Linked DNA regions of Homo sapiens: region 1 is linked to region 2. A link is a loop called in an ENCODE intact Hi-C map of the cell type or tissue named here. Cell type or tissue: Caco-2. All regions are shown on one strand. Each heading gives the region's core, and the rest is flanking DNA. Links, peaks and the distances in the headings are about the cores only.

Region 1 (12,527 bases), core at 2,726-7,725, 110 kb before region 2:
CAGTACCTACAAAACTTCTGCTGGAAATATTTGTCATCCGTACATACCCTTCATCCCAAATTTAAGCTTCCAAACAGGAGCATTTGGAAACACAATATGATGCCAGCTAACATGATGCAATATCTCTCTATAAATTAAAATGAGTTCTAGCAAGCACTGATTTCATCTCTGTGTGATCATTTCTCCTCTAATTCTGTCACAACCCTGAACCAAGGATAAAATTATAAAGTTAACCACCACCCACACTGAATATAAAATTATAGGAGAAAGGAAGAGATGAAGGAAAAAAGTAAAGTTAGCTAATAAAAATATACACATAACAGAACAAGGAACAATATGTTAGCCACTGAAGACCTCATTTGTACAGCTGGTAGTGATATCATAGTTGGTATTTATAATTTTGGTCCTGCTCCTTCAAGTCCGTTTTCTACTTGCTTCTCATCCAGTGCCTAACAGGAGTTTGGATGGGTAATTCAAACATTCACATCTGAATGGTCTGAGTTCTTAGAAGACTTCCTTATATTGAAATGCTACAGTTTTGCCATTATTATTATTATTTGCAATGGATATGACAGTTCTATCAGGCACACAAAAGAATGCACTGGTTTCCAAATATTTCCTGTGTCCCTAATGCACAATGGTCACCTTATTTCCCCTGATTAATGAGGATCAATCACACTCACCCACCTTGTAACATTCTGTGTAAATACTGAATAAATATCATGAGAAACCTGGAATGGCCAGGTGGCAAGCTCAAGTCTGACTCCAATTGAGCTATCGTTGTGTTCCCTGATGGAAGAATTTCTTCCTTGAGTACTAAGATCTCCAAGCCAGGAGAGGTCAAGATCACAGGAATTGAAAGCAGCATTTTGTAAATGGGTCATAAAGTGAAACAGTGAGAGGTGACCCTCCTACCCCCATTCTTACCTCCCAGACTCATGTATTTCAGCTGTGACAAAAACAAACAAACAAAAAACACCATTATGCTTGTTGGTTAAGAAGATAATCCATATGTACACATCAACAAATCATATGAAATTATTTTCTAGTTGGTAACATTACTGAGCAGTACATATAGTCTTCCACTCTCTTAAAAGGCTCTCTGACTCTGGATGATGGAGTACATGATATGACTCTTTAGTGCTGTGGCAATTATCCCCTTGCTCTGCTTTTTTTGCTGTAAAGCAAAATTCTTGGTCAGAAGGAATCATATGCGGATATTTTAGAGTGAAGAATGAATGCAGTAAACTTAGGAATGTTGTTTGTAGAATCACTGTGGGCAAAGAAGACAAATCTGCATTCAGAATAAGTGTGTATTTCACTATGGGCAAATTGTTACTTATTCTATTATCAAAAAAAGAAAAATACACGTAAGCGACATTTTACCGGGAGGTAGGTGTTTTCTCCAAGTTATGGTGTTATATTAGAGGTTCAACATTCGTTTCTCTGCTAGTAAACAGGGTACTTAGGCCATGAAATGTAACATTTATTCCAGATGTCCATGTGGCTAGCTAAAAATCAGGAATTCTATTACTAAGAAAGGGAGAAACAGATGTCAGGAAGAAATTCATAGGCTCTGCCAAAACACCGAATCCACTGATGCAGATGTGAGTCTTGTCTCAGTTTAAATTCAGGTTATTTTTAAATTGTTATTTACTATAGTTTAAAAATAACCTGCATTTAAACTGAGGCTAGACATAACATTGATAAAGCATTACAAATTAAATTTTAAATAACTTTATTGAGAAATGGTACTAGGTCATTTCAAACGTTATCTCATATTTTTATAATAATTCAAAGAACCTATTTTAATATAAGCATTTAAAATATTTGCTTTAATATAGGCCTTTAAAAGACTAAGATATTTTAAGGATGTTGCCTGAGATCAGAGGGTCAGAACGAGAAGATAAGCCCAACACTTTTCAAACTCTACAGCCGTTTCTTAGGCTGAGATACTGCTTGACTTGTTATGTGATTGGATAGAGTAGGTAAAATTTTGTAAAAGTTTGCAATGTACTCAGTACTGTGGTGCCAGGCACTGTGTTAGCATATCATGTATTTTCTCATTTAGTCATATTGACCAAATGAAACAGATATTGAAATTAAATAATTTAAAAATTTAACTTTACCCAAGATCATATAGCTAATATGCGGGACTCATCCCAAGGCCATAGGATATCAGAGTATGTATTGCTAAATACACACAACTCTGCTTTCAGAGGTGAGATTAGATGGCACCAGTAACAGCTGAAATACTGGAATAACTTAAGAGTTAGGAGAATGTAAATCTGAACTATTATCATAAAGAAATACCTATTTCTCATGAATAATTGGATGAATAGTATAAAAATAGTCTAAACAAAAATTCAATGTAATTTATATGCTGCAGAAGTATTGAAGCATGAATTTCAATAAATTCTTTTAAAACAGAATTATAGTGAAAGTGAGCACTAGACATCATGTGTATCGTCACCCTAAAGAGGAAAGTCATTCACTTTTATATAAATATATCTTTATAAATTATTCCTTTTAATAGCCAATTTGTGACCTAGATTTGTACTTGGCAAATAATTGAGAATTGGCATTTAAATCAGACATTTGTGTTTAGAATTACAATTTTAAAAAATAATTCAACATCATTTCTGTGGAATAAAAGTCTAAATAAATATTCTAACTTATTTTGGGGGTTTTTAAAAGGTTAAGGAAATCTTATTGTACTCTAAATGTAGAATAGACTCATGTACAACACAGATCAGAGCAAACATTTTATCAAAAAAAAAGTCAGTGAAGCAGCCCTCTAAGAATATTAAAATGCTTAGTTTCCATGGAATGTGTTTGACAGTAAGATTTTTAAAAGATCTAAGAGGCTGACCTTTCTCCTCCACAAACTAAGTAGACTTTTTAAAATGAGCACATCTGGTTTATGTTCCTAAACCTCTGGCCTTTAAAAGCTTTGTTCCCAATTCACACAAAATACCATTCAGGATTGCTTGACACAGTGACCCTTCCCTGTAGGTGGTTAGGTGAATAAAGTGATTAAGTAGATTCAGGAATTTAGCATATACGTAGCAAGTTAACATTTGCATCCTGAAGTGATTAGTAAACAGTACTGTTCATTGGGGTATTTTAAGCAATTTTACTTTTTGAAGTTCTAATTATAAAATATTACTGTTTTTCAAAAACCAGATTTATCTTTCTTGTAAACAATTATACTGGTGCTATTATCTGGTAATGTAGAATAAAGCACATGCTGTTATAAACTAAAGGTATTTTGTTTTATTTCAAAGCTCCAACGCTGTTACTAGAAAAAAAAAATACTGAAAGGGTGGTCAGGTTGGATCCATAAATCTAGATGGCCGTTGAACATTTAACCAATTCTTTGGTACTCAATTGAGTTAAACATTAAATGGTGCATTGGCAAGGAAGATTTTATTTCTATGAGGCCCACTAATAAAATACTCTGAGTTATTTGTGTAGAATGTAATTCCTTATGACTTTGCCTTCCATTTGCCTCGAGGATATACCAGTTTAAAACTGTTCAGCACACTACACCATGCATAACAGGTAATCTGCCTAATTAAATCCTATAAGGATGTTCTCAGTAAAATGCTGAAGAGCTCCCATAACCTCTGCTTCACCCTCCCCATGCACCAGAGCTTCTGAGATTGAGAAACCCCAGCCATTAACTGAACTGTTTACACTTGAAGCTCAAAGTCTACTTTGCTAGAATGGCTCATTTCACATTTTACAAATCTGTTTTCTCATTTATAAGCAGAAAGTAATTTGTCAATTTTTTAATATTATAATTCTCAACTTGTTCTGAGAGAAAAGGATCTAACATACAACTGCAATTCATATTGCAAAAATCATACTGTGACTGGAACTGCTATATTCAGAGATCTAATAAGATTTACATCTATATTTTGAGTGCATTCATTTGGTATGTTTCAATGAATTATTAATTATGACCAACAATAAAATATTATTTTGCTCAGATGCACAGCAATAGGAAAGATGCCCAAGAGAAATTTATCTGACAGCTCAAAACAAAATGGCCAAAATTCACTCATAGGTTACTCATCCAACGCAGCATGACTCATATTTGCCCATCAAAAGCACTCCGTGTGTGTTTTTCTCAGCTTGTCAATGTTTTGTCAAGAGAATAAAAGACAAACTTTAGCCTTCAGATTAAAAAAAACGTAAATTTAATGATTAAAAATAAAATATGATAGATGAATAATTTTTTGGAAAGCTCTTCAATTATACTAGAAATTGATAACAATGATTTTTATTCAATTAGCATCAATATGGCCAGAACCATCACCCCATATAACCAAACTACATATTATATATTTTATTGACCTATTTCTGTTGACACAAAAATACTACCTCTTTTCATATTCCCTTCTAATCATCCTTTCTATTCTACTCAGTAAAATCCTAAGAGAGAAACCTCATGCAAATTACTGACTCATGCTTTTTCTTTTATTGTACACATTGGACTGAGTGCCAAATCAGTCCTACATATTTACTCAATCTACATCTTTCAAGTTTGCTCCTTCTTTTTTAATCCTTAGGCTGTTTCAGGCTGGGCTTTTGGCAGTATCTTTTTTCTCAACTGTACAAACAGCACACGAATAAACCCTCCAGTCTGTTGCCTGGCAGGTGTTCTAGGGATATTTCAGAGATGGCCACTAGGGCACTGGCTAGTTCCTGGTAAGCTTCTTCAAACCACTTCAGCTGAGTTGCCAGCATCTAGCTGCTAGTCACTAGTTTCTCAATCCCAGAAAGAAGTTAATCATAAATCCCAAGAGATAATGAACTCTGTGAAGGGCAGATGCTAGCTAAACATATATATACCTGATTTTAGATCCAAATAATTGGAGACAGATTAGCGTGTTTGCTAGGAACACTAACATTCTAGTACAAAAGAGCTGGGTTTAATTTCCTGCTATGCAAGGATCTCAGAGAAGTTGCTTAATTTTGTGTCTCAGTTTCTTCATCTGAAATAATGATACCATTAGGTTTTATATAGAAGACTGAGAAAATGTTTGTACAATGTTCTCAATGCTAACAAAAATCAACTCTCAAAAGTTATAATTAGATCAACTCTCAAAAGTCAGAAATCAACCTTTCATATCAATATAGTTATGTCATTACTTAGACTATATCTGCTATTATTCTGTATTTAAATTTTCACAAATCACTCGTGATCTTCAACCTGTACTTCAAAACAGGTATACTGGATTTTCCACTTCTCTCCAACTGCTACATTTAATTTTGCTTGTCTCTCTCTTTTCAATCACCTTTTATAAGAGCCTTTGAACAGAAGTCACAGACTGCTAATTATGAGATTCTTTTAATCTTTAGATTTTTTCAAGAGAAGGTAAAAACCCAGAGTTTTGTGTGACAACTCATATAAAAATTGACAAATAATGCAAAAAAAAAAAAAAAAAGATTAAGTTTGGTATTATTGGCCCACATTAGCTCATGGCAAAACTCAATTTATTCCCTTTATTAGCAGGTTACCCATCATAACTCAAATTGCATACCACATCTCTGTTATCTATGTACCTCTTAGAGGCATTTAACTTTGTGTTGTTTGCTTCAGAACCTTGTCCTAAGGCTAAATTATGTGTCTAAAATGCCTGTATATTAGGTTTCTTTTCCTGTTTTTCTGCTTACTTTGAAAATATATATTGGCATAGCTTATCATAGTCCCGTTTAGCCATGAAACATTCACAAATATCCTGTCTTAATTCCCTATTAAGGATTTTTGTTTTAACCTCAATATGTAATATATGCATATTCATGGATTCTAAAATTCAACATAAATCAACAGACTTGCTCTGATAGTGAATGATCTATGCAATAAGAACTGCAATTCATATTGCAAAAATCACACTGTGACTGGGTCTGGGTCTGCTATATTCAGAGATCTAATTAAACCTACAAGCGTATTTTGTATGCGTTCATTTGGTATATTTCAATGAATTATTAATTTTGACCAACAGTGAAACATTATTTTGTTCAGAAGTACAATAGGAAAAACACAATATGAAAGGTAATACAATTTATAGAAATATAAAACAACACAAGCCCTAATAATAATGAGGAGACGGGCAAGTTTAAAATAAAATTTGAATACAAGGCTAAATATACTGAGATAAAATAGTAATGGGAACAAGAACACTGGAAGCACAGAGGAAAAAACTCATGAGAAAAACCTGGGAAGGCACCTGGAGACAGTGACATTTGAGCCAGGCCTTGAAAAGTGGTGTTAATTTGGAGAAGACAATACAGAAGGGGAATGGGAACAGCTGGTGATGTGGTTTGGCTGTGCCCTCACCCAAATCTCATCTTGAATTGTAGCTCCCATAATCCCCACGTTTGGTGGGAGGGGCCCAATAGGAGGTAATTGAATCATGGAGGCGTGTTTTTCCCTTGCTGTTATCCTGATAGTAAATAAATCTCATGAGGTTTGATGGTTTTATAAAGGGCAGTTCCCCTGCACACGCTCTCTTGCCTGCTGCCATGTAACACATGCCTTTGTTTGCCTTCGCCTTCCACCATGATTGTGAGGCCTCCCCAGCCATGTGGAACTGTGAGTCCATTAAACCTCTTTTTCTTTATAAATTACCCAGCCTCAGATATATCTTTATTAGCAGCATGAGAACAGACTAATACAGCTGGATACATGTGGAGAAAGGCACACGTGCAAGATATACTTGAAAGTTAGGAGAATCAGATGTTGACGAGGAGGTAGGTGGAGGATAGTAGAAGATAACTGTGTTAAGAAGATGGCCAGTAGAGGTTGGGCACGGTGGCTCACTCCTGTAATCCCAGCACTTTGGGAGGCAGAGGTGGGTGGATCACGAGGTCAGGAGATCCTAGCTAACATGGTGAAACCCCGTCTCTACTAAAAAGTACAAAAACTTAGCGGGGCGTGGTGGCGGGCGCCTGTAGTCCCAGCGACTAGGGAGGCTGAGGCAGGAGAATGGCATGAACCTGGGAGGGGGAGCTTGCAGTGAGCCGAGATCGCGCCACTGCACTCCAGCCTGGGAGACACCGCGAGACTCCATCTCAAAAAAAAAAGAAGATGGCCACTAGAAATACCATGTGGTCCGGGCGCGGTGGCTCACGCCTGTAATCCCAGCACTTTGGGAGGCCGAGGCGGGCGGATCACGAGGTCAGGAGATCGAGACCATCCCGGCTAAAATGGTGAAACCCCGTCTCTACTAAAAATACAAAAAATTAGCCGGGCGTAGTGGCGGGCGCCTGTAGTCCAAGCTACTTGGGAGGCTGAGGCAGGAGAATGGCGTGAACCCGGGAGGCGGAGCTTGCAGTGAGCCAAGATCACACCACTGCACTCCAGCCTGGGCGACAGAGCGAGACTCCGTCTCAAAAAAAAAAAAGAAATACCATGTGCTTGACTGCTTGGCCAAAGTTAAAGAACTTCATTTTGAAGGCAATTAGGAAATCACCGCAGGTTTCTGAACAAAATAGCCAAGAGACTAGAGTTTTATTACAGAGTGGTACAGTAAAATTCCACAGGCATAAGGTAACAATGAACAGGATGAAGGTACTTGAACCCTTTCCAGTACAAATGTCAACTGATTTAGAAACAAATATATATCAGCCAGCATTGAAAAGATGACAAGATAGGCATTCTTCACCAGCTGTGAGAAATATAAAAAAGCAAAAATGTTGGAGTGTCAGGACCTAGCATAATAATTGAATGTTGTTTTCCCGTTATGTCACATAATTTGAAAAATTTGTAATGAGAATCCATTCTCCTCAATGTTTGTTAATGAATATAAGTGTGCCAAGGTACAGTACCAGATTAAACATTAGCCTTTCTGTGCACTACAAAAATGGCCACGGCCGTTCAACAACCTTTCCAAATCTGATCATTTGTCTTCTATTTTTAATTGTGAATATCTGACTTTTAATTCATACTGTTTACAAAACTTTTTAAATGTTGCGATAATAATATGCATCTCTCTTTATAATGTTAAAACCATTTCTTTTTTCAAGTTCACAGAAAATATTATTATTCATATAGTTTATCTCTTTGACATTAACATTTGCAGGATCAACATAACTAATAAATGTTCCATCAAAAATAAACAGACTTTCTTACTTTCAAGAATACTATAAGAGGTGTTTTCCAACTTGCTGTGTACAATTAATACTAGCCAAAGGGTTTGAAGCTTTTCTTATTACAAGTAAAAAAGACTAAAGAGAAAACTAGGGAAGTGAGATATTCTAAAAATGGGTCATATGTGTAGCTCCGAATGTCTACCTTTGACATAGATGAGTTTTTTAAAAAATTATATCAGAACGTAAAATAACTTTTATTCTTGTTTTTTAATTACTTGAAAACTAATTACATGTTCTTGATATCTTCGTTTAATATCATGCTCATAATCCATATGCTAGTTCTGCTTTACATTTGAGCTCATTTTATAATAAATCCTCATGACTGGGATCTTAAAGACACACATCTTATATCAAAATTTAATGAAAGAATGTATTATGATTTTTCTACAGTTCAAAATTTTAAGATATTTGGTCCTGTTTATCCTTACTTTCCACCATTGACCAGCCATGGTTAACATAAACCTCATCCACAAGAAAATCTGTGGCATAGTTAAAGCTGTTAGAATTATGGGGAGAGTAGGCTCATCTAAATTAACTATAAATCAGAATATATCAGTCATCAATATCACCTATTCATTGTTCAGCTGCTCTGCATCTTTAAAAGGTGTGTTTTCTTTTGCCTTATGCTATGTAAGTACTCCATAAACATATATTTTCCTAGGCATAATTAAATGAAATATTTTCTATGTGGACAGATAGTCATCACTCTTTATCAAGACATGTGGACACCTCATGGTCATCTAAGTTGCTTTGGTTTCTAGTACTTGCCTCTTGCCTTGCTTCTTCATCTTGGCACATACGACATTTTTGTTCAGTTGTCTGTTTTTAGCTATAGGCACTACCTTTGGTTTATACGTCTGTAGCAAGAGACACAGTCATTCTGTAACATACATAACCTAATATTACAGTGTTTAATATTACAAACATTTGGACCCTGATCTCCACTAGAATATTCAGGAGAGAGAAAAAGTCATAACCTATCTTGCTTATTGCTGTGTCTTCAGCATTTTAGCTGGCTTTCATTGACACCACCCCAGTAGAAGCAGTGGGTATATTCCCTCATTTCTTCCCTGTATGTGTGAAAGTCTAGGTTCCTCAGTCAGCCTCCAGTAATACTTCAAACCTTTATATAACACCACACTGGAGAGGGTACTGGGGTACCTCATTATAGCCTGAAGAGTATCAAAATCTCAGCTCACCACTCAGCCTTTGCTGTCATGGGTGATGAGGGAGCCATATTTTTTTCTGTGGTATTTGACTGAAGTAGAGTGGTCTAAAAGTTATGTCATTCTGGGTTGCCCAGTTCCTAGTTATTTGGTTAGATAGAGAAAGAACATACTTTTGATGGTGATGGTGAGTTTTTTGTTTGTTTATTAAGTGTGCACTTTTTTGTTTGTTTTTTCTTTTTGCTCTGCACGCGTTGGTGTTTCTGGGTTGCCAACTTCTGCTTTAAGCCTAGGATATAGGAAGGAAGAGGAAAACACCAAAATCACCACTCTGCTGTTGCCTTGGTCCCAAAGTCCACAGCCAATCTGCCTTCTTATCTTCACTCTGTAGATCTTTCTTATGTTTGTTTTGTATATATATAATGTCTTGATTTTAAGTTATACTTAGATGGAGGAATAGGAAAAAAGTGTGTCTACTCCATCTTCTATATACTTGGGAGCTAAACAACACACTTCTAAACAATCCATGGGTTAAAGAGGAAATCTCAAGGATAATTTAAAAATATACATTAAGACATGAATAAACCTACCTGAGTAAACTGACAGAGCAATGAATGAGAATTGTTGTCTCAAAGGCATCTGAGGCTGCCAAGAGCTGACTAATGGCTAAACTACATGTGGGACTTCAACTAAGAGGTGTTGTTGCGAATAAGACTATTGAAAGCAGCCTCTGTCAGTCATCGCCAACATGTGCCCACTGATAGAAGTTGGAGCCAACAGAAAATACCATGGAGAATCACAAATTGAAACATAATGGAAGAGAATATAATAATGTGTTTATTAAAGAAAGTTCTAATTGTCTACCATAACCACAATAAGGTAGCTATTATGGATTTTTTTTGGATCGGGTATGCTTTTCACTGAAGAAAAAGAATATACTTTTGGCAGTGCTACAGTCTCAGTGTTAAAGATAACCCTTGGTAGTGTCTAAGGCCCAGTATTTATTCAGTGCACAAATTATACATATTAAAAGTTTAATATACAATTTCTACATACTTTGCACATTGATCAATAATATATAAAATAGACATTATATACCTCCAAAAGTAATTGGATATTAAAATTTAATTTTTTGTTTTATGCATTTTACACTTTTTTTTGTTTTAAAGTTGGTTCATAAATGCTAAGATCACTTTGCAATGATTATTATATAATAAGATTTCTTTCTCAACTGATATGCCTTTAAGCTTTCTTTTCTATAGATTCACATACAGCAAAGGAATCCACTATGCTCCAGGTCCTAGAAATGTCCTGAACTGCTTCTGAGGAAAATGGTCTTGCCTAAAGTCATGAGGATTTGAATAACTTCTCTAGTCGGCTCTTTACATACTTTCTCTACCAAATCACCCTGTCTGCACTCATAGCTGTCTGCACTCATAATCAAGAATAGAGGCTGATTAACAAAAATAGGAAATTTGATGGTTCATGACTTCAAAAACAGCAGGAGATAAGGTTTAATTGCTTGAGAATGTAATATTCTGGCTGATATACTAACAGAAAATTGTCAATATATTAAGCTGCTATTGGATTTCCAGAACCATTGCTGTGTCCTGATGACACTATTTACTATTAAACTTCTTCTATCTGAACAGGCCTAAACTCCAGGGCCTATAGCCAGGGAAGTGCTATGACTATTTGGATCACTGTAATTCCTGGAAATAAGAAAGAAAAGGCGATGCCTATTTTCCCAGTCTATAGTTTCTTTTATGCAACTAAGCAGATATGTAAGGCAAAATGGAATTATAATGACATGAATTATAAACATATTGACTTGTCCAAATCCAGCCATCGAAGCAAGCCATTTGTAGATATCTCCAGAGTTGTCAAATGTATATATTTGAATTTAGATATTTATGTAAAACTCAAACCCATGCCTTTATTTCTACTTTTAACTACATCTAGCTTTTTTTTTAGTGCCTCTCTGTGTGCCTTCTCAGTACCATCTTTGTGTGGCCCACATTGCTCATTATTTCCATATCAAAATTAGGCCTATACATATTATATACGTGGCATCACAATGTAGGAGGTGAAGGAGTGTCCTGGGTCACCTTGTTTGACATGGCTTATATGGTACTTCCTTAATGCTAATTCTAAAGCTAATTGACTTTATTTTCAAATATATGCAAATCATAACATTCTTTTTGTAAAGAAGCAAATTTTTACTTTCAATTATATGTTATGAGAACAACTGAAATTAAAATGAACTATTTTTTTCTCTTGTTATCTTTGTGCTATTGGTTCTGTTTCAGTTTTACACCTGTTTTTCTTCAAAAAGTCATCTACTTATTTCTCTTATTCTATTTGGGTGTTGTATTAGCCCGTATTCATGCTGCTGATAAAGAAATACCTAAGACTGGGAAGAAAAAGAGGTTTAATTGGACTTACAGTTCCAGATGGCTGGGGAGCCCTTGGAATCATGGTGGAAGGTGAAAGGCACTTCTTACATGGTGGCAGCAAGGGAAAAGTGAGAAAGAAGCAAAAGCAGAAACCTCTGATAAACCCATCAGATCTTGTGAGATTTACTCACTATCACGAGAATAGCTTGAGAAAGACAGGCCCCCATGATTCAATTACCCATCCCTAGGTTTCTCTCACAACACATGGGAATTCTGGGAGATACAATTCAAGTTGAGATTTGGGTGGGGACACAGCCAAACCATATTAGATGTTAACATACTAATATATGTTATTATTAATTTTCTGCTCTATCAGTGGGATTAAAGAATTCATACAATATAAGTAAAAGCAATGTCTATGTTATAGAAGGCAAATATGAGACCACTTACTTAGCTCTTCTTTCCAACAAGATATCCCATCACAAGCTCCTGCAATATGGAAATTCTGGTGATCTTTAAAATGGAGTATTAAAACTCCATTACTTAAGTTACCTAAGGAAAGCTTTTGTTTCTTGCACCCCAAAGCTCTTAACCAATGCAATTTTTAATTCCAGAAAGATACACTGTCCTTTCCTGCTAGAATTTTACTATTCTTTTATGAAACCTGTAGACTTGCTGGGAAAGATTCTAGTAGTAAAATTCTTCCTTATATCATTAATAATACCTACATTTTATACATATAAGGTTAATGTTTGCCTTTAAAATTTCTAGTACTTAGCTGATACTAGAAATAATTCATGTT
Region 2 (12,527 bases), core at 3,197-8,196:
AAAAAAGGATCTTTGACCCCAGCCAAAATTATTACATCAAGGCCTAGATCCAGACTGCTACAACCAATTGGCTTTTTGTTATTCATTCAATACTAGCCTTTAATAAATATTTTTTGAGCACCTATTAATGCCATTTATATGTCTCCATAACATTATCACATCCTAAAAATGAACCCAAATCTTTTCCCACAAACCCAGTTGTGAAGTCAAGACACATTTCCAGGAACTTTGTATCATTTCCCAAACACCATGCGTAATCCATCACTAAGTCTTGTCCCTTTTGCCCCCTAAATTGTTCCTGGATTCATTTACCTTTCCACTATTCCAGTGTCGTCGTAATTGTAGCAGTTCAAGTCCGCATCATTTATCTTCAGGATTACTACAGTGTTTTCCTACTTGGCTTTCTTCTTTTCACTGTTGCTTTTCTCTCCTGCATTTCTTACACCTTCCTTCTGTTCATACGGATATGATCATAGTACTTCATCTCTTCTACTTAAAATTCTAGAATGGCTTTCTTTCCCTTTGCTCAACAGATAAATATGAAAATCTTCACAAGGTTCTTCAAGGCCTTTCTGATTCTATAGATTCATCTCTCTTTATTCAGTGTGTCATTCTGTGTGCTCAGAATTTATTTTCTTAAGTTTCTTGAAACAGTTATGCCCCTTTTAGTCATCCCTAGCATCGGCTCCTACAGTCCCTTGTACCTTTGCTTCATAATACCAGTATTTTTATTGATACATTTTAATATAATTCTCTCACATATGTCTGTCTTTTACATTACACTATACACTGAGGGTTAAAAAATGTGTATCTTTATCCATCGCATATCTCATTCCTGGCACTTATTAAGCATTGAATATTTTTCTTATTGTAATGAAGCCACAAAAATATTAGCACTTCTTATAGAAGTGTTTTTATTTTTTTATTTTATTTTGAAATAATTCTGCAGCCATCATCACTATCTAATTTCTGGAATTAGATACCCCTCAGAGAAACACTCACTGGCAGTCACTCCTCATTGCATCCTCCCTCTAGCTCCTTGAAAATAATAATCTACTTTCTGTGTGTATAAACTCACCTATTCTGTGCATTTCATATAGTATCAATAATATAGTACATGGCTTTTCTGTTTGGCTTCTTTGACATAGAATACATAATGCTTCAATGTTCATCCATGTTGTAGCATGTATCTGTACTTTATTCTTTTTATGGCTAAATAATATTTTATGGTATAGATATACCACATTTTGTTTATTCTTTCATCAATTAAACAATTTGTGTTGTTTCTAGATTTTGGCAACTGTGAATAATGTTGTTACAAACAATTGCGTACAATTCTTGGGTGCACATATGTTTTTATTTCTGTTGGATACATATCTAGCAGTGGAGTTTTGAGGTGACACAACTTTTTTACTTTTTTGAGGAATTGACAAACTATTTTCCAAAGCAGCTGCACCATTTTATGTTCCCAGAAACAATGTAGGAGTGTTCCACTTTTCTACATCCTTGACAACATCCTCATCTCTTTAATTGTAGCAACATTATTAGCTGGTATGAAGTGTTATTGCATTGTGATTTTAATTGGCATTTCTCTAAAGATGATTTATAGTGAACATCGTTCCGGGGTCTTTGGCTCTTTGTATCTTATTTGGAAAAATGTCTGTTTAAATTTCTCACCCATTTTAAATTTGATTACTTGTCTTTTTTGTTGTTGAATTGTAACAGTTCTTCATATACAATCTCAATACTACAACCTTATCAGAATAATATTTACAAATATTTTATTCCATTCTGTGAGATGTCTTTCCATATCTTTTTCTTGATAGTATTCTCTACAACAGCTTTAATTTTGACCACGTTCAATTTATTCCTTATTTTTCTTTTTGTTGTATGTGCTTTTGGTGTCATATCTGAGAAACCGTTGCTTAATCTAAAGTCACTGAGATTTATGACTGTGTTTTCTAATAAAAGTTTTACAGTTTTGCCTCTTTCATTTAGGTAGTTGGTATATTTTGAGTAAATCTTTATATATAGTGTGAGGTAAGGTTCCTATTTCATTCTTTTGTATGTGAATATTCGGTTGTCTCCAACTCATTTATTGGAAAGACTATTTTTTTTCTTATTGAATTATGGCACCCTTATTGAAAATTCTTTCACCATAAATGTAAAGATTTATTTCTGAATGTTCAGTTCTACTTCATTGTTATATATGCCTCTTCTTATGCCAGTACCACAATGTCTTCATTAAATTTTGAAATGTGAATTCAAGAGTTATTACAAATTTAATTTCGAAAGTGTGAATCCTGCAACTTTGTTTTGTTTTATTTATTTATTTTTTTTTCTCCAAGACAGTTTTGACTATTCTGGATCTCTTGCCTTTTCATATGAATGTTGGAATCAGGTTGTCAATGTCTGCAAAATGGCAGTTGGGATATTTATAGAGATTGCATTAAATCTGTAGATAAATTTGGGGAATATTGGCATCATCATAATAACAAGTCTTCCAATTCATGAACTCAAAAATGTCTTTTCATTACCTTAGGGTTTTTATAAAATTTATTTCAATAATGTTTGTCATTTTCACCCTATAATATTTGCACTTATGTTGTTCAATTTATTTCTAAGTATTTTATTTTTTATTGCAATTGTAGATGAAACTGTTTTCTTATTTTGGTTTTTGGATTATTCACTGCTAATTATTGAAAATATAATTTATTTTTCTGTATTTGTCTTCTACCCTGCATTATTGCTGAATTTGTTCATTAGCTATAATAAATAGGTTTTTTGTTTGTTTGTTTTGTTTTGTTTTTTTGTTCATTGGGCAGAGTCTCGCTCTGTCACCCAAGCTGTAGTGCAGTGGTGTGATCTCAGCTCACTGCAACCTCTGCCTCCTGGGTTCAAGCGATTCTCCTGCCTCAGCCTCCTAAGTAGCTGAGATTACAGGCGTGCAGATAATATTTTGGTATTTTTAGTAATTATGGGGTTTCACCATGTTGGCCAGGCTGGTCTCGAACTCCTGATGTGGTGATCTCCCTGCCTCAGCCTCCCAAAGTGCTGGGATTACAGGCTTGAGCCACTGCGCCTGGCCAATAAATAGTATTTTTGTGGATTTCTTAGCATTTTCAAATTTGCAAGATCATGTCCTCTAAAAATAGAGATAGCTGTACTTTTTCCTTTTCAATCTGATACTTTAAATTTATTTCTGTTGCCCAATTGCCCTGGTTAGAAACCCCAGTACAACACCGAAGTGTCAAGAGTGTATATCCTTGGCTTGTTCCTTGCTTTAGAGTGAAAGCTTGTGTTTCACCATTAAGTAGGATGTTAGTTGCGAGTTTTTCATAGACGACCTTACTTGGTTGAGGAAGTTTTCATCTATTTTTAGTTTGTTAAATATTTTTATATATAGCCAAAATCCCTCTACTCTAGTCTATGGAATTAATTTTATAAATTACAACTTTATACATATGTCCATCAATCCAGAATTATAACTATTCTTCTACAAGTTGTATTTTAAATCAGATGTAAAAGTTACAGATAAAAGCACATTAATGCTATCTTTATATTTATCCCACGTGGTTAACTTTGTGTTCTTTTGTTTCTTCATGTGAATTAGAGTTACCATCTAGTAGTCTTTCATTTCAGCCTGAAGGATTCTCTTTAATATTTTTTTCTAGGGAAGGCCTACTACTGATAAATTCTCTCAGTTTTTGTTTATTTAGAATGTCTTAATTGCTTCTTGTTTTTCACTGAATAACATTGCTGGATATAGAATTCTTGGCTGATATCTTCATTTGATGCTTCAGATGTGTTATCCCGCTGCCTTCTGGATTTTTTTTTTTTTTTCTAATTAGAAATCACCTGCAATTTTACTAATGGTTTCTTATACATGATGAGCATCTTCTCTCTTACTGCTTTTAAAATTCAACCTTTGTGTTTTGCTTTTGACAGATTGATTATGACATGTCTAGATATGGATCTCTTTAAGTTTATTCTAGTTTATTGAGCTTTTTGGATTTCTAGATTAAAATGTTTCATCAAGTGTAGGAGTTTTGGGGTCATTATTTCTTCAATTATATTTCCTGCTTTTTGCTCTCTCTCCTCAACTTCTGAAACTCCTATTGTGTGTGTGTTGGTATACTTAATGTTATATGTCATAGGTCTCTGAGGCTGTACCCATTTTTCTTAATTATTTTTCTTTCTTTTCCCATGACTGGATAATAGTTACTGACCTATCTTAAAGTCTACGATTCTTTCCTCAGCCAGCTCAAATGCTCTGTTGAGCCTCTCTAGTAATATTTTATTCCAATTATTATACTTCTCAACACCAGAATCTGTACTTGATTCTTGTTAAAAAATCATTTTATTATAATAGTATTTTCTATATGCTAGCTGATGAGGTACTGTTTTATAATTTCCTTTAGTTCTTTTAACATGAGACTCCTTTTTATTTTTATTTATTTTTTTCCTGTACAGGCCATACTTCTTTATTTCTATGTCTTGTATTTTAAAAAACTGGACATCTTAATTAATATTGTGTGGCATCTCTGGAAGTCAAGTTTTCTCTTTGACCCAGAGCTTGCTGATGTTGCTATTTGTTTCATGACTTTCCTGAGCTAAATCTTTATGGTTTGTATTGTTTGTAATATGTTGCCATTGAAGCTTCTGTTTAATTAGCTTAGTGGTTGGCTAATAATTAGACAGAGATTTTCTTAAATGACTGAAAGCCAACAAGTGTCCTAGCCTTTGGCAAGGGGATCCAGTGATTTAGGATATGCCTTCAACACTCAGGTAGGCTGTTTAAACTCTTCCTTAACCTGTACTATTTGCTTTCATAAAGCGCCAAGGTCAGCCAGAGGTGAAATCTTCAAAACTTTTCAGGTGTTTCTTTGGTGTGTGAACAGCCGTATGAATTAATGTGTCTTTCAGCATTCCCAGGAATTTGTCAGAACTTTTTAAATCCTCTTATGGCAATCTCATTCTCTTCTTTTCCTTTTAAGTTTTTGTTCAGCTTCTTGTTAGCCTCAACTGCTATCACTGCCCCAGGCATGTGTGATGTTAAACAACTGCTACTGATTTTTTTTTTTTTTTTTTTGACACTTGTCCCTTGGGAAAGGACTGATTATATTAGCACATCTATAAGACAGGCCAAATAAAAGCAAATACTGAGATTTGGGTTTTCCAGGGAATTTAGGAGAGCTACAAATCTGTTAAGTCATCTCCAGTGGCTGCTAGGCTGCTCATTGTCACCGTAATTGTGAGCTGTTGACTTTCAAGAGTACCATGAAGTTGGAAAGAGGAGGATAAAAATAAGGTAAGTTAAAATACCACAAAATTCACTATTTTAAACAAGATTAAACTGCTTTTCTTCATTAAATGATCCTTGGATTGTTGCACATGTTAGATTATTTTCTAGAGTTCTAGTAAAATGTTTTTTGCCAGTGCTTTCATTGTTTTTATGAAACAGAAAAATTTGGGAGATCTTAGAGATCTTTTTCCTACAATTTCCATTCTTATTACTCATAACAGTGGTTTTTAACCTTTGTTGTGTAGACAAAAAGAGTCAAACTCTGTAAAATATTTGAAGAGATTTATTCTGAGCCAAATATGGGTGACTGTGGCCCATGACACAGCCCTCAGGAGGTCCTGAGAACATGTGCTCAAGGTGGTTGTGATGCACCTTGCTTTTATACATTTTAAATAGGCATGAGACATCAAATACATTTGAGAAATACATTGGTTTGGTCCATGTTAGAAATGTTTGTTCTTTGATGTCACAAAGAAATAGCACTTGAACATAAATTTATTTTTTTCAGCAAGGCTATTTTTTTTTTTTTTTTTACTTTCTGCAGAAAAGGTACACTTGCTAGCAGTTTTGTCATGAGAGTACACTGAACAAAGGAGACAGGGTCATTTATAACCTGATGTGTCCACCTTACTGCCATGTCTGGTTTTTATTGGCTGGAACGGGACTTTACATTTTCTGTTTGTTCTGATTGTCTAGCAACTTAGAACTTTTTAAACGAGGCAAAGGCAGAGGAGAACAAAGGAAGGAGGAAGTAATTTGTGGAATGCTGAGAAAGGTAGAAACATCTTCAGATAAGGAAGAGGAACAGGCTATGACCTAATGCCTGCTTGGACTAGTATAAGAATGCTAGGGCAAATATTTAGGCTAAATTGTGGGAGCTAAGAACGTAAAGTACATTGATTTCTGCTCGGTTAATTTTTTGTATTTTTTAGTACAGACTGGGTTTCACCGTGTTAGTCAGGATGGTCTCGATCTCCTGACCTCATGATCCACCCGCCTCGGCCTCCCAGTGTGCTGGGATTACAGGCATGAGCCACCGTGCTTGTGCTGACCTTCTGTCTCATCCTGTGATATAGGATGCCTTAACTATCTGGGAGTGCATCCCAGTAGGTTTCAGCCTCATTTTACCCAGCTCCTACTCAAGATGAAGTTGTTTTTGTTCACATGCCTCTGACACCTTTACTATATACCAGTCATTCTTTAAGTACTTTACATATATTACTTCATTTAATTTCTCATTCATTCTATAATTTTCAAGTTTATGTAACTGAAGCACAAAGAAGTTCAGCAAGTTAATGGAAGAGGTTTGAAACAGGTATCTCAATAAACAATGAAGTCATAAAACTCTAGAAAATTTACACAGAATATACAAATTTACATAACATGTAAATTTTACATAAAAGTGTTAGAGATTCCCTGAAGCCTCTTAAGGGGCCAAATGTCAAGTACCGAATTACAGAAGACTATTTCCCAAAGACTTCTGTCATTTTTGCTTCATATTAAACATTAATAGAGCTGATGCATGATTTAAAGGATAAGATTTCATGTTATTGCATGCCAGGAATAAGTTTTCAGTGAGAACCTAGCATGTGTCAGACACTAACCTACGTTGTAGGCATTATCAGCTGTGAATAAAACAGACATGCTGATGAATAATGTATTGCATGTTATAGAACTTTCAAGGCCACTCCACACATTAATGATAGAGTGAGAATTTGAACTAAGATATATTTGATTCATCGTGTCTTGTTCTACTCTGCTGCACTTAAGATCATAACCATTCCTTGAATTAATAATTACATTAAAAATGCCCATTACATTACAAATAAAGTGGCCCATATCAACACCTATCTCTAGGTGTGGACATAAAGTTGTATCTACTTGATAGGAGTAACTTAGATGCTTTTAATAGGTAAAATGTTGAGTTGAGTAAAATTTTAAGGACATTCTTAATTCCTTCTAAAAGAGATACATTCTGTACCAGTAATAAGGTTTAACTCATCTAATTATAACTGTAGGCAAGAGTCCAGCAAAACCTGGCCTGATTCCATCAGCCCCTCACCACTTCCCACACAATCCTTCACCCTTTTCAACTGCTTTAAACATAATTCAAAAATGTAGCTCCTAACCTATACCACTGGTTTTTACACTGATTTATAGTGGTTAATAATGCTTTCATATTCTAATAGTTCATAATTAAACGTGGGCAAAGAAAGTGAGAAAGAGTTGAATACTACTTTTTCAAACTTTAAATTGTTTTTAATTTAAAAACTGCTTTTGCATTTATTTTGTCATTTTATTTGTTTTGTTGAAATAGGTTTACTTTTAAAGTATCAATTAATTAGAAAATACCCTTAACTTTTACATTAAATCTCTTGACTCTGTAATTCTTGGATTTGTCGTATAATATTGAGCTATTCATAGCATATGGAAGTTAATTATGTTACATTGTACAATCCTTAAAAAAATCTCAATTTAGAATGTATGACATTAACTTACAGGAAACACAGATCCTACTGTAGTTTACAAACTCTACAATAGCCAATCACCTTCTTAGTTTTCATAGTACATTGAGATCACATTTTATATATTACAGCCAGGAGCAATGTAATGTGTTTTTGATATTTATTTTTCAAATATTAGAACATATTTCTTTGTCTTCCGGGAAAGCCATTTATTTTGATTTTCTTTTATTTTCACAGAAGTACTTACTTTGGGTTTGATATTTTTAAAAATAATGTTTGCTCAAGGAATTCCAATTAGCTCTTTCAGGGGATGAATTAGGCAAATATGAGTTTCTTGCATATTGTGCTATTTCATTTAAAATCCATTAGAACTATATTAATAAATATATTTACAATTATTTTTCATGGAAATAGGTATTTTCAATTGCTTTGTAGTGTAGTAATTATTGGTCATAAATGACACAAGATGTACTTTGTGAGCAGTCCTTTATTTTGATGAATAATAAAACCTACAATTATAGTAGTTAACAAGTATTTTTCAATTACTGTTTTAATGACTTAGGATGGGTATTACCAAGATAACAACTGCCTGAACTAGAAGAGGTAATATTTGGTTTCATCATAAACAATGTAGTATTGAGCTCAGAAGCACCTTTGTTTTATATTGTCTTCTCAACACAAGACAAATTATGACATTACAAAATAAATTCAGTTGCTCACTGTTCATCCTCATGGGCGCATAGCAGAGAGATTTTATTAAGAAAAGTCACCATTTTCCTAGACTTTTACTGATTTAATAACCAAGTGAAACTGCTACATCAGGCCTGGCGTGGTGGCTCACGCCTTAACCCCAGCACTTTGGGAGGACAAGGCGGGCAGATCACCTGAGGTCAGGAGTTCAAGACCAGCCTGGCCAACATGGAGAAACCCCATCTCTACTAAAAATACAAAAATTAGTCAGGCATGGTGTGGCAGGCACCTGTAATCACATCTAATCGGGAGGCCGAGACATGAAAATTGCTTGTACCTGGGAGGTGGAGGTTGCAGTGAGCGGAGATTGTGCCACTGCACTCCAGCCTGGGTGACAGAGTGAGACTCCATCTTAAAAAAAAAAAAAAAAAAAAAAAAAAAAAGAAGCTGCTACAGTGCAAGAATTATACAACACATAAAATGCTTTGCCACTATAATTTTGATGTCTCAATGAATTAGTCTGCCATCCATATCTCATGTAGTAGCATTATATTTCAATAATATTTTAGCTACATATTGGTAGAGTGTATTTTACTGTAAGTAAATGCGGCCATAAAAATTTATTATGTTAGGTGATTGAGACATCCAAGGGTTTTTTCCATGGCTAGTCCTCTAATAGGGATTAATTGACTGACACTTTTGACTTTCTATAGGGTTAATGATGACCAACGACTAACACATTAATAAATCATAATAAGTTTTTTACAGATATGATGCAGTAATATGAATACTGTCTGTGACTTAATCTTTTATAATTTGAGAACTGACAAATTCAACACTTGGCAATGTAACCCTCCATGGTTCAAGTGTTGTTGGGTTGGCAAATTTTTGCCATCAGTGCTCTTTCCATTTGCACATAATTAATTAGTAATAAGTGTGGAGATTGTATTATGACCTAGTTATATATCTCTGTGGAAATCTGTGTATTGAGATAAAATGATAATACTAGATAGAATGCATGAAATCAATCTCAAACGCCATTTAAATTTTGCTTTTCCATTTATAAATGTACTTAGTGAGATGTATCTCATTAGAATTTTTTTAAACTGTTGTTACTGAATATGCTTTAAATATTATGCAACATATTGATATTTTGAACATGTATCTCAATATCTTTATATGTGAAATATCACCTCTAGTGAGATTATTATTCATCTAAACAGTTATCAAAAACTACTTGGATCTTTAGGAAAACTTTTTTTTGCTTACTCTTCTCTACTTTAATGCATATCAAGTTTATTAGAAGTCTGTAAACCACATACCTTAAATAAAATTATAGACTTATGATATATGATCCTTCCACCTAGACAAACTGACTAAATTTATGAACACAAATGGTATCCTTCCTCATTATTTGTGGAACACCCCTGGTAAATTTGTCTGATGACTTGTGTACATATAAGAAGAAAAAGCATTTGTCATTGGAAAGGTTAACGTTATTAAAATTTTTTCAAGTAGCATTTTGTAAAAAGGTTGTTAGAGATGGGACTGTGTATATGTGTATATTTTATAATTTATGTATGTAAATTAATGAAGTGCTGCGATTGCATTTAAATATGATTTCACTGAAGCTCATCCTGTGGAGAGGTAGCCTACACCAAAGTCTTAACTAAGAGTGACTAAACTAATGAAAATAAACACAATTACTTTCACTTTTTTTTTTTAAAATCAGCCAATGCTTCTACTTTCAGTCACAGAAAGGCCTCATGTGATCTATAAACTATGTTTATTTTATTAAATACCTATTCCTGTGTCAGGAGCACACATTCAGTTTCTTTTCTTTACACTCATCTAAAAATGTTTCAAAAATTCCATCCTGTGATTGCTGCATAATTCCAACACTTGCTGTACCTGATATTCTACAGGATATCCCAATTTCTTGAGTCACCTTATGAAAAGTGTGCTAAGGGAAATATATTCATTTTTGTTATTGTTTTGAAAAGAGGATCTTACTAAATTTCAACAGAAACAGCTTCTAAGAAAAAAATAAGAAATTATGCTGCAATGAAACTTATCACTTAACAATAATTACTAATTAAAAGATCATCAGCACTTTTTTTTTAATGGTTCACTCAATTTTAGCACTCATTCATTTGTTCATTTGCTTCAAAAATAGTTAGGTGTCTACAGGTGCACGTTGTTGTGTTTGTTGCTGGGGATGTAGAGGAAAGAAGTCCCTGCTCTCTTAGAACTCAGTCTTTCAGGACATTGGATATTAAACAAATCATAACTCTGCAAAATATTTAGTTACAATTATGATTTATGTTACAAATGGGAAATACAGAGTGCTGTAAAACATACAAAAGGGAAACTTACTAGATCTCTAAGAGGGGCTCAGAAAGACTCCCCTGAAGAAGTAACATTTAAACTAAGATTTGATGAATAATAGTTATTCAGGCAAAAAGAACAAGGGGATGGGTGCTCCAGGGAGATGGAACATAAATAGAAGGCTTGGACTTTCTCCCTCCACATAGCAAAAATAAGCATAGCATCTTAAAAGTTCAACAATAACTACTACTATATGAATTGCTTTAACTTTAACACAAGAGGATTTTATAATAGCTGTACATGCAACATGAAGGAAGCCATAATGGCATATAATTTATTTGTCTTTGAAATAACTGGATTCAAAGAATACCTTCAAAGAAACATATTTCCCATGCAAACACATATTCAATTGTGGGACAATAAATATGTATTACACAGTGCTCAAAATTTAGAACTTCTTTGCGAGTTCCAAGATGTGACTCATATATACATCTACTATGAAAAGAAGATTACACTCTGCTCCATGGAATGTCATTTAAGATAGAGTAGAATGAATGAACACTTGTAAGCAAGTTAGAAAGTACAGGTCCTAGTTGCAGTTTTACTGTGACCAGCCTAAGTTTTCATTTCTTTTTGCAGTGTAGGTAACATTATCTCCTTACAGGGACACTATGAGAATAAAATGTGTAATGTTTGTTTTGAATTTTGAAAATTGGTATAAACTATACAAATGGAATATTTTATCATTTTTTTCCCCTGAAAATTCTACACATATTTGGGTTTTTCTTATCTTTGATCAGATGTCTTCCCTTTATTGGAATGTTTGCAACATGTACTCCTTTTTTTCCCCTAAAGGTCCAATTAAAATCCCATTACTTTTTTGAGGCTTTTTTTCCACCATAGAAGTTATTTTCTCTACCATCTCTAAACTCTCTTAGCACTTACAAATTATCTGTGACTGGCATTTATTGACTTGTATGCTTATTTTAATGTGTGTTTCAAAAGCATAGTATTTTGATGTTGAAAGGGAAATTAAAGTTTGGTCCGATAGATTTCAGAGGTCGGGCTTTCCTTTGAATCATTTCAACCCACTTGTCAAATAAATTTTGCTTGAACAGCTCCTCTGACAGATAGCTTGGTATCCTTTGATTAAGTATATTTTACTTCTTGACATCTCTAAGAGAAAGTTATTTGTTTTTAATTGAGACTAAATATGTCAAATTGCTTTCATACCTGGCAACTATTTCCTGATCCTTTCTACCATCGTCTTCCTTTTTCTGGGCAAAGCAAGCTTTCAGAGTTTCAGGTATTTTAGTTATACTTATTTTTCTTGCCTAAAAATATTCCAGGAGAATATCTATCTATCTATCTACCTATCTATCTATCTATCTATCTATCTATCTGTCTATCCATCCATCCATCCATCTATCTGTCTGTGTGTGTATGTGTGTGTCTTATATTTAGAACTAAATGTATTATTTAACTACAATAAAATGATTATCTTTTGTTTTAAATATTATAATTCTGGCATTTCAGCCTCAAACTTCATTACATTGTTGATGATCATATCAAGTTTATCTTACTTTATATTAAATCCACATGTCTTAGTCTCAGGTGATTCTGCTAAATCATATATACCCACCATAGATTACTGCAATATCTTTTTTAGATATAATTTCCAGGATGCTAAATTATGTTCTGTTACTTCTGATGGTGAGTAGTAGAGAGTAAGCCAGTAA

The links. A loop is a pair of places that touch in the nucleus more often than their neighbours do. Peaks named below come from ENCODE experiments on the same cell type or tissue, not always from the same donor. Only the 100,000 strongest peaks of a DNase experiment are listed, where the experiment ranks them.
Region 1: a loop joins it to region 2, with 4 times the contacts of the local background. A loop is called at or near these places in 2 of 110 quality-filtered maps.

Annotation. Positions count from the first base shown.
Region 1 is chr1:80,648,382-80,660,908 of GRCh38, reverse strand. No RefSeq gene overlaps it. Among named protein-coding and RNA genes, the nearest start is that of LINC01781, 120 kb to the right of the region's middle. In Caco-2, for the core only: no CTCF peak of the experiment used is centred there; a DNase peak (open chromatin) is centred at 4,708.
Region 2 is chr1:80,541,191-80,553,717 of GRCh38, reverse strand. The region is part of intron 1 of LINC01781 (long intergenic non-protein coding RNA 1781); the gene reads right to left. Among named protein-coding and RNA genes, the nearest start is that of LINC01781, 12 kb to the right of the region's middle. In Caco-2, for the core only: no CTCF peak of the experiment used is centred there; no DNase peak of the experiment used is centred there.